Regions from separate parts of the Homo sapiens genome. Here region 2 is linked to region 1. A link is an interaction called in ENCODE POLR2A ChIA-PET data of the cell type or tissue named here. Cell type or tissue: HCT116. All regions are shown on one strand.

Region 1 (2,500 bases):
CGCGGAAGACACCGGCGAGTTCCGCCCTGGGTGCAGATTTCCGCATTAGGAGACGGCGCAGGCTGCGGCCGGCACCTCCCGGCCCCGCGCATGCGTCCAGACTCTGCTCATCTCCACTTTCTCACGGCACCTGCGAGGTCTCCGTGGGGCTGGCGCCAGTGAAGGGGTGGGCGGGAAATAATCAGAGGGGGTGGCCCAGGTCCTATCTCAGCGCAGTCTCCATACCAGGGAATATTATTCACTCCTGAAAAGGAACACGGGCCTGATCCCCGCTCCACCGCGGACGAACCTTTAAGACGCGATTCTAAGCGAAAGGCGCCGGAACACAGAAGCCACAGCACGTAGGGCTCCATGGAACGGAGGTCAGAACAGGCTGCTCCGCGGAGCAGGGCGGGGGCTGCAGGGCCCGGGAGGGGCGCGGAGAGCGGCCGCCGACGGGCCGGGCTCTGCGCGGGTAGAAGCTGTTCCGGAGCTCGAGAAGGTGCTGGTCCCGCAACACTGTGGGGGGGCCCCGCTGAGCTGAGCCTTGCGACCCGGTTTATGTGACGTGAGTTCCACCTCAATCTAAGTGTGAGGAAGCGAACAGCGTTCTTAAACTCAGAAACGTGCCCATTCGAATTGTTAACGCGAGCGCAGAGCCCACTGACAAAGCAAAATAAGACAAACCGGGAGTCAGAAAACTCAGCGACCCACAGGATCCACCGTGATGTTTCTCACAAATGTTACCGCGAAAACAGTCGGACTTGAAAATAAACGCGACCTACCTGGTTCTCGGAAGGGGAGAAGGATCCGAGCGAAAGGCGTCAGTTCTCCCTCGCTCGCCCCGTAGACGCCGCGCAGGCCCCGAGCTCCCGAGCGGCGGTTTCAGAACCCGCGGGTCACCCGGGAGCTCCTCCCGCAGTACCAGCCGAAAGCTCCCAGTGCCGAGGAGGGCGGGCAGCTGCCCTCCCCGACCTCGCCCCGCCCGCGCGGACGCCCCCGGCCCCACGCGGGGACCACCCCGGGACTCCCGCCGGACCCCGCGCGCCCGCGGCCAACCTGCGTGCACCTGCGCCCCGCGCCACGCCCCCGGCGCCCCACGTTTAGCCCTCACTGGGTCCCGCTTCTTAGTGGCTCTAAGCCCCGCCCCCTCGCTGGTCACCGCAAGCTCCGCCCCTCGAGGCCCCGCCCCTGCAAGGCCCGCCCCTTCACGACTCAGGCCCCGCCCACCACGGCCAGCCCGGGTCTAGGCCCCGCCCCGACACGACTCAGGCCCCGCCCCCGGCCAGCTTCGCTCCTCGCGCGCCCCGCCCAGCAATCCTCGCTGAACCCGGCGCGGTTTCCCCAGCGCTGCTCCACGCCGCAGTCCAGCGCCTGGAGTCCGCGCGCCCCGAGCCCCTGCCCGCTCATGCGCAGCTGGGTCACCCAGGTGCACCCACTTCCTTGCTGTCCCGCCGCCCTCCCTGCCCCCACCCCGCCTAGGCCCTGGGTGTCCCTTCTCCATCCTCCCTGGCGCCTCTGCCTCAGGCCACCTGGCCGTCCTCCTGGGCTCCCCGCTCGGGGGCGGCCCCTGGTCCGACGGTGCCGCAGACGCGCGCGCACAGGCCAGTCCCGCGGAGAGGCTGCTCTCAGGGGCTAGGCGGGGGGCTGAGTCAGAGGCTGGGGCCTGCCAGGAGCGGGGCGGCCTGGGGCGCAGCAGCATTGGAGCTGAAGGCGAGGGCGGCCCGCGCCGGTTGGGGAGCAGGGCCTAGAATTTACTTCACGACTACCAGCGTGGAAACTGCAGAGGGGCTGCCACATCGCTGCCAGGGCCTGCCCTGGGGCCTTGGATCCCGCCGGCTTCTCTCTCCACCCGCCTCTGTCCCACGTCTCCACCTGCCGTCCTGTTTGGTGCTTGGATCCACTAATGCCCAGTCAGCTTTCACGAAACGTCGGATGTATTTATTTTTTTTAATATCTGGGGTACACGTGCAGGATGTGCAGGCTTGTTGCATAGGTAAACGTGTGCCATGGTGGTTTGCTGCACCTATCAACCCGTCACGTAGGTATGAAGCCGGACATGCATTAGCTATTTTTCTTAATGCCCTCCTGCCCCCGCCCTCCCCCAACAGGCCCGAGTGTGCTTTGTTCCCCTCCCTGTGTCCATGTGCTCATGTTGTTCAGCTCCCACTTATAAGTGAGAACATGCCGTGTTTACTTTCCTGTTCCTGCGTTAGTTTGCTGAGGATAATGGCTTGCAGCTCCACCCATGTGCCTGCAAAGGACATGATCTCGCTTCTTTTTTATGGCTGCATAGTATTCCATGGTGTATATGTACATGTAACACATTTTCTTTATCCAGTCTATCATGATGGACCCTGGGGTCAATTCCATGTCTTTGCTATTGTGAATAGTGCTGCAATGATCAAATCACAAAAAGCAATTGCAACAAAAGCAAAAAATGACCAATAGGATCTCATTAAACTAAAGATCTAATTAAACTTTTGCACAGCAAAAGAAACTATCATCAGAGCTAACCAGA
Region 2 (2,500 bases), 75 kb before region 1:
CGGAGGACACCCATGTTAGGAGTCCTTTGCACAGAGTGATAGCTGGAACCCCACAGTTGGTGTGGCCCTGAGGAGGGGAAGGAGAGAGAGCTGGTGCGGCCCTGAGGAGGAAGGAGAGAGAGTTGGACTCTTGGGGAGGGCTCTTCAGAACGTGCAGGGGTGTGTGGAGGCTGGACAGAGACGCTGACGTGGACTGTCAGGCGGTGTGCGGGAGGGCCTGGTTCCTGTGAGGGCCTCTGTCCCTCGGCTCTTCCCCTGCCCCGGGCTCAGCCCCCCTGCCCTGGGCTTAGCCCCCGTGCCCTTAGCTCAGACCCCCTGCCCTCGGCTCAGCCCCCCTGCCCTCGGCTCAGCCCCCCTGCCCTGGGCTCTGCCCCCCTGCCCTGGGCTCTGCCCCCCTGCCCTCGGCTCTGCCCCCCTGCCCTCGGCTCAGCCCCCCTGCCCTCGGCTCAGCCCCCCTGCCCTGGGCTGCTTGCTCTCCCCTTGCCCACTGAGATGGTGAGAGGTGAGAGGCCAGTGGTGCTTCTCTTCCATACCTGGGATTGCCACAGTGCTGTGGGTCATAGGGTGTGTCACTCAAGGGCTTTGCACACAGTAGGCCTGCCAGGTATGCAGCTCTTTTTCCTTTTCTCCTTTTTTCTTTTTTCCTCCGCTCAGTCCGTTGGAGACTTCTCTCCCTGTGAGGTGTGCACAAGGCACCACTCCTGACGCAGCCGCTGGAGACCGTGCTTCTCCCTTTCCACGGAGCGCACAACAGCCGGCAGGGCTCAGCTGGAAAAGGCAGGGGTTGCCGTAAAGCATCCTTCAGACACCAGCCTCGGAAGCATGGCGAAACCCGACTCCACAGAAAGTACAGAAATTAGCCGGGCATGGTGCCACGGGCCTGTACTCCCAGCTACTTGGGAGGCTCAAGTGAGCGGATAGCTTGAGCCCAGGAGGCGGAGGCTACAGTGAGCTGTGATCACACCGCTGCACTCCAGCCTGGGCAACACAGCTGTCTCAAACAAACAAACAAACAAACAAAAGAACTCTTCAGATAAAGCTAAGGTATCTGGAGCATGGCCGTGTGCTGCAGGCAGGCCACACCTCATCACCATGCGGGGCTGTGCCCAGGGCCGACGTGGGAGCAAGCCCCTGGTGCCACACAGGACTGCTGCTTCCAGCTCCTCCTCACTCCCCCTTCCCCACCCTCCCCAGTGTCCCCCTCAAGGCAAACAGGCCTTTGGTGTTTGATCCTGTCAGTCATGAGTGTGTTCCTGTCTTTGGAATTGGAGCTGGGATTGAAGGTTCTGGGAGAGCTTCCCTTGAAGGGCTTCCCTCCCCTTTTCCACCCTGCTGCTGACTTCCTGTCTTCCTCCTCCTGGGCCTCTGAGGCCACGTGCCTGCGTGAGGGGAGGGGCTGAATCACATCCCTTCTCAGGGGCCTTGGGCACCATTCGATATTTAAATGGTCATTACACAAACTAGTGGTTGGTGGAGTTATTAACTTACATAAGGAGAGGAGCATTTGCCCAGGACGTACGTAAAGGCCTGTTCTATCAACATACTGTGGAAGACAAATCTGAATTTGAAGTGTTCTCTTTCTCTCTGGGAGTCTTCGGAGGGTAATGTTGTCACATCTGTTCAGGGAGAGAGACTCACCCAGGTGTAAGGGGGCTTGGTGTTTTAATACAAATTACAGCAAACCCTTGAACAATACAGGGGTTGGGGGCGCCAGCCTCCTGTGCAGTTGAAAATTTGTGTAGAACTTTTAACTTTCCCCAAACTTAACTAACAGCCTTCTGTTGACCAGAGCCTTCCTGACCACATAAAGCCAGTCACACACATTTTGTATGTTATGTGTGTTCTGCTCTTACTGTTAGGGTAGAGCAAACTAGAGACGTGAAAATACTGAGATCATGAGGAGAAAATAGACTTAAGCCTCGCGCAGCAGCAGCGGGTCTCCACGAATGGCTTTCGTCCTCCGGGTTTTCACGTTGAGGAGGCTGAAGAGGAAGAGGAGAGATGGGTCTTGCTGTCTCAGGAGAGGCAGAGGTGGAAGAAAATCTGCGTGTAAGTGAACCCACGCAGTGCAAACCCAGACCCAGGTTGTTCATGGTCAGCTCTGCTTACATTCCATCCCTTTATTGAAGGTGAATTTCAACCCCAAAGAAGTCTTTTTTTTTTTCTGTGAGTTTTAAGATTAGTTGTGTCATTACAAGTTTTTTCTTATACGGTCCTTCTCAGGTGTTAGTGTGCAGAACAGAACATGCTTAAAATGCAGGTTTGGGTTCAGAAGGCCCGAGGGGACCCGTGAGTCTCCATGGTCCACGGACTCCCTGGTGATGCCAAGGCCTCTGGCAAGGAGTGCTCCTGGGCAGCCCCTGCCCCGCAGCTGCGGCTCCCCACCCGGCCCCACAGTCCCCGCCCCGCAGCTCCCGCCCCACACCCTGCCCTGCAGGCCCCGCCCCACAGTCCCCTCCCCACAGTCCCGCCCTGCAGCCCCAGTCCTGCCCCGCCCGAC

The links. ChIA-PET counts read pairs that join two places held together with the same protein. Peaks named below come from ENCODE experiments on the same cell type or tissue, not always from the same donor. Only the 100,000 strongest peaks of a DNase experiment are listed, where the experiment ranks them.
Region 2: POLR2A ChIA-PET joins it to region 1 with 6 read pairs; 10 of 35 experiments call an interaction of 5 or more read pairs at or near these places.

What each region holds. Positions count from the first base shown.
Region 1 is chr16:89,246,267-89,248,766 of GRCh38, reverse strand. LOC124903766 reads right to left here and starts at 1,389. Exons shown (of 3, transcript XM_047435040.1): 1 at 1,305-1,389; 2 at 765-1,170; 3 at 1-642. The coding sequence starts at 1,389. The coding sequence ends at 108. RefSeq lists a silencer at 862-1,611. In HCT116, no CTCF peak of the experiment used is centred here; DNase peaks (open chromatin) are centred at 1,286 and 1,884; H3K4me3 peaks cover 2,237 bases; H3K27ac peaks cover 1,102 bases.
Region 2 is chr16:89,321,367-89,323,866 of GRCh38, reverse strand. All of the region lies in intron 2 of ANKRD11 (ankyrin repeat domain containing 11), which reads left to right. The region is part of intron 1 of LOC128462377; the gene reads left to right. It overlaps LOC100287036 (a long non-coding RNA gene), which reads right to left. Exons shown (of 4, transcript NR_168302.1): 2 at 534-768; 3 at 1-101. Among named protein-coding and RNA genes, the nearest start is that of ZNF778, 100 kb to the right of the region's middle. RefSeq lists enhancers at 293-806, 1-1,065. In HCT116, no CTCF peak of the experiment used is centred here; a DNase peak (open chromatin) is centred at 1,329; H3K4me3 peaks cover 1,992 bases; H3K27ac peaks cover 2,378 bases.